Regions from separate parts of the Homo sapiens genome. Here region 1 is linked to region 2. A link is a contact called in ENCODE Hi-C or POLR2A ChIA-PET data. All regions are on one chromosome and are shown on one strand. The core of a region is the stretch at or near the end of the contact, and the rest is flanking DNA. Distances in the headings are between cores, read along the strand shown. Region 1 holds the start of CD200 (CD200 molecule). Region 2 overlaps TMPRSS7 (transmembrane serine protease 7).

Region 1 (4,695 bases), core at 997-3,496, 260 kb before region 2:
ACCATAAGCATGCTATCCCTTCCTTGTGACTTCTCTTCCTGTCTTCATAGGTCTAAGACTAATAACATAGTCACTGCTCTTTGAGAAACCCAAGATGGTTCAGCTGCCTGAATACATACAGCCTACAAAGATCTGCTCACCCTGCCCATCCACTGCTGGGTATTATACTCACAAAGGCTTTGGTTTTGAAGTGAAAAAAAATATATAACTCGATAATTTTCTCAGTATTACTGAGACTGTTCCATCCTATCTAATTATCTAGGAAAGTCAGAAAAAATCAGGCCAAATATTTCCTCAGGCTCCATTGCCAGTGCCCACCCAACACATTTTGTTTTATTTTCAGCTAAGGCAATTGTGGAGACAGATACTGGCATTCCAATTCTATGTGATATTTTTTAAACCATTAGGCTTCTCTGACGTGGAAATCCAGGCTCTACCAGAGGCCATGATGAAGAATGCAGAATGGACAAGCTCTCATAGAGAAAATCTGTGTTTTAGGACAAGAGAGAAAGCAGATACATACCAAACCATATATTGTGGACTGGGAGCCAGCAATGTTAAGAAACAAAACACAGTGATTGAGGCAAAGGAAATCAGAAGGAAAGCCTTACTCTTAAATAGATACGTATTTTTATTTTACAGGTTTTTTTTTTCCTCGAGTCTGTGCAGAATAACTGAAAATACGACCAATCTGAAAACAACAGTATTTATATGTTTACAGGGAGGTGACCGGGGCTAAAACAAATACTAGATTTGTGAGCAAAAGAAATCATTTTACCTCTCTGAGACTCCGGAAAAGTAATAGTACCAATCTAATGGTTAAAAAGACTAAATGAAGTAGTATATAAAGCTCCTAGAATACTGCCAGTAGAAATAAGCACTAAATAAATGTTGCTCTTATCTCACATAGTTATTATGAGAATTAGGCAATTAAAGCACTTAGTATAGAGCCTAGGTTATAGTAAATGCCAATACGTGTTAGGTAGCTAAAAAAATTAATCGATCAAATCATATAGGGGGAACTACAGTCCTGAAAACAAAGAAGCCCACTTATAACCCTTGCCATGCAGTCCAGGGTTCACAAAAACCTGGGTCTTACCAGACAGCTGCCCACCTGGTAGCTATATTGCCCCTATTCATGCCTCTTCCTCAGCAAGTTTCTATGTCCAAATCCACATTACCCCACATGTAGTCACAAGGACTTGGAAATATCAGCCTTTCCGCCTGTTTATGTGTAAAACGAGGTAATAATTCATTTTTAGAAGGATAGTTACAAAGAAGATTAACAGCATCTAGCTTGCAGTAGACCGTAGCTCACAGACCACCATTCTCCTTTGTTAAGAAAGACAGTGAAATCATTGGCTATGTGGTCTTGCCAACAAACCATACATGAAAAAATTATCTTGAGGCATTCACTGTATTTGGATTCTTATACCAATACCATTGTATTTGGATTTCATATACCAATGGGATATATGAAAACCTTCTCCGTTTTTTGTCTTGTAAGCTGGTTCCGAATAAACAAAATGTCTGTTTCTCTAGATACCCGGGGTTAACCCTTCAAAGCATTATGATCACAGAGCATTTCAGCTCTCTCAAGTGTAGCTTCAGCTTTAACTGATCCTTCATGGCTTCCCCCAGGCAAGGGCTAGGAGGGAGAAAGGGGCTGCATAACAAAGAGGAGACGCAGGAGCTCTCCCGGAGAAAGCGAGCCTGGAAATCTGTATCTCCGCCGCAGCTTTTGGTGCCAATATGGAACCAATACAGCATTTCTCTTTCCCTTTTGGGGGCAGTTTAAAATAGGCTGTGCCTCCCCAGTTTTGGGAGCTGGAGCCAGTGAGCCGAGCCGAGCCTGCCCGGAGGATGCGCCAGCTTCGTCAGCGCGGATCAAGAGCCCCCGGAGCCCCGGCCTGGTGCATCTTTTTTTCAGGCAATTGGAATGGAGAATCTGGACGCCAGCAGCTGCCTGTAAACCACCCTTTGGAAGGCAAAATCCGTTTCTCAGCAAGAGAAAGCGCTTAGAGAAAAGCGCTGCCATCAACACCGCTGATCTAGTCCCCGGACCAGATTGTGGCAAGAGCCGAAGCTCCGCGCCTTCCACTCGCCGCCCGCCCCAGGGCCACCGGCTCAACATCGCCTGCCCTGCGCCCTCCTTCCCAAGCCCCGGCCCCGCTCACCAGCCTCTCCATCCTTGCTCCTGGAGGCGCGCGCGAGGTGGCTGACTGCGGATGTGCGCCTGGAGCTCTGCTAGGCAGGCGGGAGGAGCGTCACCTGTGCCCCTGCCGCACCTCCCGCCTCTTCCTCCTCGCTAGCCCCCTTCTCCCACTCCGTTTTCCCCACGCCCTCACAGGAGCGGAGGCTGTCTGTGTGGGGGGAATTAAATGATGTTTATATTCAGCTTTGTCTATTTTCAGACATTTTTCCCTTTTCAAAGGTGACCGCTGGGGAAACTGACAAAGTGTTTGGAAAAAAAAAATCATTTTTTTTTTTCCATTTTCCTGCTACCTGGACTGAGAAAGGAAATGAGGTGGGAGGTTGTGGAGATCAGTTGTTGACCTGTTAGCTCTTGATGTAGTGGCAAAGGATTCAAGCTGAATTTAACCAATGGACTTTTTTTTTTTTTTAAAGAAAAAACTTACATTTATTATTTTTAAATCCAGATTCAAATTATATATTTAAGCAATTCCGTAATGATTTCACCTTTCATGATGTGATCAATTCTTTGGTGAAGAGTTTCCTTCCACTTGCATTAATGATGAGGATTCTTTTTTCCCTTCTCCTTCTCCTTCTTCTCCTTCTTCTTCTTCTTGAGACGGAGTCTCGCTCTGTGGTCCAGGCTGGAGTGCAGTGGCGCTATCTTGGCTCACTACAAGCTCCGCCTCCCGGGTTCCCGCCATTCTCCTGCCTCAGCCTCCCGAGTAGCTGGGACTACAGACGCCCGCCACCATGCCCGGCTAATTTTTTGTATTTTTAGTAGAGACGGGGTTTCACCATGTTAGCCAGGATGGTCTCGGTCTCTTGACCTCGTGATCCGCCCGCCTCGGCCTCCCAAAATGCTGGGATTACAGGCGTGAGCCACTGCGCCCGGCCCTCCTCCTCCTCTTCCTCCTTCTCCGTCTCCTTCTCCTTCTCCTTCTCCTCCTTCTCCTTCTCCTCCTCCCCCTCCCCCTCCTCCTCCTCCTTCGTCTTCTTCTTCTTGTTCCAGAGTTCTTGGCTCTTAAAAAAAAAAAAAAAAGGACAAAGAAATCATCAAGTGTTCACCTCCTGAAGGCTTTTGTGTTTTACTACTACCACCCTCTCATAAGGAGCTGGGACAAAGCTTTGGGGTTTTGTTTTTGCTTCTTTTTACAGACAAAGTCTCGCTCTGTTGTCCAAGCTGGAATGCAGTGGTGCGATCATAACTCACTCCTGGGCTCAAGGGATCCTCTCACCTCAGCCTCTAGAGTAGCTAGAATGATAGTTGTGCAGCCACTATGTCCAGCTTTTTTTTTTTTTCCAGACACGGGGTCTTGTGTTGCCCAGGCTGGCCTGAAATTCCTAGCCTCAAATGCTCCTTCTACCTTTGCCTCCCAAAGCAGTGGGATTACAGGCATGAACCACTGCACCTGACCTATTCTCCCACTTCTTTTTTTGGGGGGGGGGCGGTGGGAGACGGGGGCGGAGTCTCGCTCTGTCGTCCAGGCTGGAGTGCAGTGGCGCGATCTCGGCTCACTGCAAGCTCTGCCTCCTGGGTTCACGCCATTCTCCTGCCTCAGCCTCCGAAGTAGCTGGGACTACAGGCGCCCGCCACCACGCCCGGCTAATTTTTTTTGTATTTTTAGTAGAGACGGGGTTTCACCGTTTAGCCAGGATGGTCTCGATCTCCTGACTTCATGATTCGCCCGTCTCAGCCTCCCAAAGTTGTGGGAATTACAGGCGTGAGCCACCGCGCCCGGCCCCTATTCTCCTACTTCTAACACCATAGACTAGGCTCACCTGATTTTGAATTTTATATGAATGGCATCGTAGCATATGTCTTCACTTGTTTCTGGGTTTTTTACTCAACAGTAGATTTTAAAAATCCATCCATGTTATTGCCTGTAGTGTGGCTTATTCATTCTCACTGATGTATAGTATCCTATTCTGTAAATACTGTCTATTACAATTTATTTATCTATTCTTCTATTAATTAACATTTCTTTGTTTTTCAAATTGGAAGCATTTTTCATAGTGGTGCTATAAACATTCTTATACCTGTCTTTTCACAAGCATATGTACATCATTCTATTACATTTATTTTTCCCATATATTTTCCTATCACTTTATTTTTAACCTTCCTCTATTAGAGAAATATTAACTGCACACTTGGAAAAAAAATTCTCCCACCTTGGCCTCCCAAACTACTGGGATTACAGTTGTGAGCCACTGCACCCGGCCTTAACCTATTTGTATGTTGTAATTACTGATATAATAGGACTTTTAATTTTTTTATATTTTATTTTAGTATATTTTCTTCTGTCTTATCTTTCATTAAGCTAAATATTATCTTGCTACATTAAGAGTTATATTTTATTATTCTGCTGTTTTCTCCTAACTTACTAAGGACAATGCATATATTTATTTTTTTAAGTCAATTTCTTAAATTTCCCAACACGTATACCTTAGCATAATTCTCCTCACCTCTCATAATCTTATTTTCTAATTTTTTAAAAATAA
Region 2 (4,949 bases), core at 404-2,903:
CCTAAAGCAAATATCATTGCCACACTTAAAAGTTCTGTTGTTGCATGGAATACCTAACAATGGACAAAAGAAGAAACAGCTTTCCTTAGCCAGAAACAAACTTGAGTGAATGAGATTTGAATGAATAACTCCAAACCCCATAAAAAATGGTTTAATCACAGGATTGGTATTTGCTGCTCTGGGATAAATGGCAGAGAGAAGAGAAGCAACCTCACAGTGATCCATTTCTTCACCTAAGAAAAGCCATTTGAACGCTGGCAGGCATATTTGTTGAGAATCAATCCAACCACCTCTTCTTTCTCCCATAGCAGGTGAGACATGAAGAAGTGCGACATATCAGTGGCTTTAGGCTGCAGCCTCTTTGCTATTACCTTCTCTTATTCTCCAAGAAAACTTTTGAGCAAAAATCACAGCCATGCTCAGTTATTTTATATCAGTAGGAGGCAAAATGGACAGACTTGTGAATTACAACACATTTGTTCACAACCTTGGAGGTTTGTTTCTTCAAGGGTGAGAGTGGAACGTGTTCCATTCCAGTATTTGGCAAGTTCCTCTACATCAGGTCCTCTGTATCCTACAATCCTGAGCATCATTAAAAGCAAGTAAGCAATAAGAAACTGCCAGTATTACAAAAGAAACTACCATCAGAGTGAACAGGCAACCTACAGAATGGGAGAAAATTTTTGCAATCTACACATCTGACAAAGGGCTAATCTCCAGAATCTACAAAGAACTCAAACAAATTTACAAGAAAAAAACAGACAACCCCATCAAAAAGTGGGCAAAGGATATGAACAGACACTTCTCAAAAGAAGACATTTATGCAGCCAACAGACACATGAAAAAATGCTCATCATCACTGGTCATCAGAGAAATGCAAATCAAAACCACAATGAGATACCGTCTCACCGCAGTTAGAATGGTGATCATTAAAAAGTCTAGAAAAGGCCAGGCGCGTAATTACAGGTGGCTCCTGCCTGTAATCCCAGCACTTTGGGAGGCTGAGGCGGGTGGATTGCCTGAGGTCAGGAGTTCGAGATCAGTGTGGCCAACATGGTGAAACCCCATCTCTACTAAAAATACAAAAAAAATAGCTGGGCATGGTGGTGTGCACCAGTAATCCCAGCTACTCGGGAGGCTGAGGCAGGGGAATTGCTTGAACCCGGGAGGTGGAAGTTGCAGTGAGCCCAGACTGTGCCACTGCACTCCAGCCTGGGCAACAGAGCAAGATTCTGTCTCAAAAAAAAAAAAAAAAAAAAGTCAGGAAACAACAGATGCTGGAGAGGACATGGAGAAATAGGGACACTTTTACACTGTTGGCGGGAGTGTAAATTAGTTCAACCATTGTGCAAGATGGTATGGTGATTCCTCAGGGATCTAGAACTAGAAATACCATTTGACCCAGCAATCCCATTACTGGGTATATACCCAAAGGATTATAAATCTTGCTACTATAAAGACACATGCACACGTATGTCTATTGCAGCACTATTCACAATAGCAAAGATTTGGAACCAACCCAAATGTCCATAAATGATAGACTGGATTAAGCAAATGTGGCACATATGCCTGGCTTGGCAGGTCCCACGTCCACAGAGCCTTGTTCACTGCTAGCGCAGCAGTCTGAGATCCAACTGCCAGGCGGCAGCCTGGCTGAGGGAGGGGCGTCCGCCATTGCTGAGGCTTGAGTAGGTAAACAAAGCAGCCAGGAAGCTCAAACTGGGTGGAGCCCACTGCAGCTCAGCAAGGCCTACTGCCCCTATAGACTCCACCTCTGTGGGCAGGGCATAGCTGAACCAAAGGCAGCAGACAACTTCTGAAGACTTAAACGTTCCACTCTGACAGCTCTAAAGAGAGCAGTGCTTCTCCTGGCATGGCATTTGAGCTCTAAGAACAGACAGACTGCCTCCTCAAGTGGGTCCCTGACCCCTGTGTAGCCTAACTGGGAGACACCTCCCAGTAGGGGCCAAGAGACACCTCATATAGGCGGGTGCCCCTCTGGGACGAAGCTTCCAGAGGAAGGATCAGGCAGCAATATTTGCTGCTCTGCAATATTTGCTGTTCTGCAGCCTCCACTGGTGATACCCAGGAAAACAGCATCTGGAGTAGACCTCTAGCAAACTCCAACAGACCTGCAGCTGAGGGACCTGACTGTTAGAAGCAAAACTAACAAACAGAAAGGAACAGCATCAACATCAACAAAAGGGACATCTACACCAAAACCCCATCTGTAAGTCACCAACATCAAAGACCGAAGGTAGATAAAACCACAAAGATGGGGAGAAACCAGAGCAGAAAAGCTGAAAATTCTAAAAACCAGAGCGCCTCTTCTCCTTCAAAGGAATGCAGCTCCTCACCAGCAACGGAACAAAGCTGGAGGAGAATTACTTTGACAAGTTGACAGAAGTAGGCTTCAGAAGGTAGGTAATAACAAACTTCGCTGAGCTAAAGGAGATGTTCAAACCCATCACAAGGAAGCTAAAAACCTTGAAAAAAGATTAGACAAATGGCTAACTAGAATAAACAGTGTAGAAAAGACCTTAAATGACCTGATGGAGCTGAAAACTATGGCACGAGAACTACGTGACACATGCACAAGCTTCAGTAGCTGATTCCATCAAGTGGAAGAAAGGGTATCAGTGACTGAAGATCAAATTAATGAAATGAAGTGAGAAAAGAAGTTTAGAGAAGAAAGAGTAAAAAGAAATGAACAAGGTCTCCAAGAAATATGCGACTATGTGAAAGGACCAAATCTACATTTGATTGGTGTACCTGAAAGTGATGGGGAGAATGGAACCAAGTTGGAAAACACTCTGCAGGATATTATCCATGAGAACTTCCCCAACCTTACATGGCAGGCCAACATTCAAATTCAGGAAATACAGAGAACACCACAAAGATACTCCTTGAAAAGAGCAACCCCAAGACACATAATTGTCAGATTTGCCAAGGTTGAAATGAAGGAAAAAATGTTAAGGGCAGCCAAAGACAAAGGTCAGGTTACCCACAAAGGGAAGCCCATCAAACTAACAGCGGATCTCTCGGCAGAAACCCTACAAGCCAGAAAAGAATGGGGGCCAATATTCAACATTCTTAAAGAAAAGAATTTTCAACCCAGAATTTCATATCCAGCCAAACTAAGCTTCATAAGTGAAGGAGAAATAAAATCCTTTACAGACAAGCAAATGCTGAGAGATTTTGTCACCACTAGGCCTGCCTTACAAGAGCTCCTGAAGGAAGCACTAAACATGGAAAGGGACAACTGGTACCAGCCACTGCAAAAACATGTCAAATTGTAAAGGTCATCGATGCTATGAAGAAATTGCATCAACTAACGGGCAAAATGACCAGCTAACATCATAATGACAGGATAAAATTCACACATAACAATATTAACCTTAAATGTAAATGGGCTAAATGCCCCAGTTAAAAGACACAGACTGGCAAACTGGATAAAGAATGACAAGTTAACAGGTGCAGCACACCAACATGGCACATGTATACATATGTAACAAACCTGCACGTTGTGCACACGCACCCTAGAACTTAAAGTATAATAATAATAATAATAAAAGAGTCAAGACCCATCAGTGTGCTGTATTCAGGAGACCCATCTCATGTACAGAGACAGACATAGGCTCAAAATAAAGGGTTGGAGGAAGATCTACCAAGCAAATGAAAAGCAAAAAAAAGCAGAGGTTGCAATCCTAGTTTCTAATAAAACAGACATTAAACCAACAAAGATCAAAAGAGACAAAGAGGGCCATTACATAATGGTAAAGGGATCAATTAAACAAGAAGAGCTAACTATCCTAAATATATATGCACCCAATACAGGAGCACCCAGATTCATAAAGCAAGTCTTTAGAGACCTACAAAGAGACTTAGACTCCCACACAATAATAATGGGAGACTTTAACACCCACTGTCAATATTAGACAGATCAACAAGACAGAAGGTTAACAAAGATATCCAGGACTTGAACTCAGCTCTGCACCAAGTGGACCTAATAGACATCTACAGAACTCTCTACCCCAAATCAACAGAATATACATTCTTATCAGCACCACATCACACTTATCTAAAATTGACCACATAATTGGAAGTAAAGCACTCCTCAACAAATGTAAAAGAACAGAAATCACAACAAACTGTCTCTCATAGACCACAGTGCAATCAAATTAAATCTCAGGATTAAAAAACTCATTCAAAACTGCACAACTTCATGGAAACTGCATAACCTGCTCCTGAATGACTAGTGGGTAAATAACGAAATGAAGGCAGAAATAAAGATGTTCTTTGAAACTAATGAGAACAAAGATGCAATGTACCAGAATCTCTGGGACACATTTAAAGCGGTGTGTAGAGGGAAATTTGTTGCACTAAACACCCACAAGAGAAAGCAGGAAAGATCTAAAATCAACACCATAACATCACAATTAAAAGAACTAGGGAAGCAAGAGCAAACAAATTCAAAAGCTAGCAGAAGGCAAGAAATAACTAAGATCAGAGCAGAACTGAAAGAGATAGAGACACAAAAAACCCTTCAAAAAAAAATCAATGAATCTGAGAGCTGGTTTTTTGAAATGATCAACAAAATTGATAGACCGCTAGCAAGATTAATAAAGAAGAAAAGAGAGAAGAATCAAATAGACTCAATAAAAAATGATAAAGGGGATATCACCACCAATCCCACAGAAATACAAACTGCATCAGAGAATACTATAAACACCTCTATGCAAATAAACTAGAAAATCTAGAAGAAATGGATAAATTCCTGGACACATATACCCTCCCAAGACTAAACCAGGAAGAAGTTGAATCTCTGAATAGACCAATAACAGGCTCTGAAATTGAGGCAATACTTAATAGCCTACCAACCAAAAAAATTCCAGGACCAGACAGATTCACAGCCAAATTCTATCAGAGGCACAAAGAGGAGCTGGTAA

What was found. Hi-C counts contacts between places; a loop is a spot of excess contacts on that map. ChIA-PET counts read pairs that join two places held with the same protein, here RNA polymerase II (POLR2A). Pooled maps may share reads with other maps.
Region 1: a pooled map shows a loop between it and region 2 (3-fold over the local background). The contact joins the promoter of CD200 here to the enhancer-like site in region 2. A Hi-C loop is called at or near these places in 2 of 50 pooled maps. POLR2A ChIA-PET finds 5 or more read pairs at or near these places in 3 of 52 experiments (CD4-positive, alpha-beta T cell, PC-9 and activated CD4-positive, alpha-beta T cell).

Annotation. Positions count from the first base shown.
Region 1 is chr3:112,330,707-112,335,401 of GRCh38, reverse strand. It overlaps CD200 (CD200 molecule), which reads right to left and starts at 2,246. Exons shown (of 6, transcript NM_005944.7): 1 at 2,178-2,246. The coding sequence starts at 2,189. LOC105374042 (a long non-coding RNA gene) reads right to left here. Exons shown (of 5, transcript NR_147411.1): 5 at 2,648-3,216. RefSeq lists enhancers at 1-168, 665-1,621, 1,622-2,579.
Region 2 is chr3:112,069,400-112,074,348 of GRCh38, reverse strand. It overlaps TMPRSS7 (transmembrane serine protease 7), which reads right to left. Exons shown (of 18, transcript NM_001395507.1): 14 at 1-53. Among named protein-coding and RNA genes, the nearest start is that of C3orf52, 15 kb to the left of the region's middle. Within about 2 kb of position 1,653, at least 2 of the 41 ENCODE cell types and tissues checked have a DNase peak (open chromatin) inside an H3K27ac peak, as active enhancers do.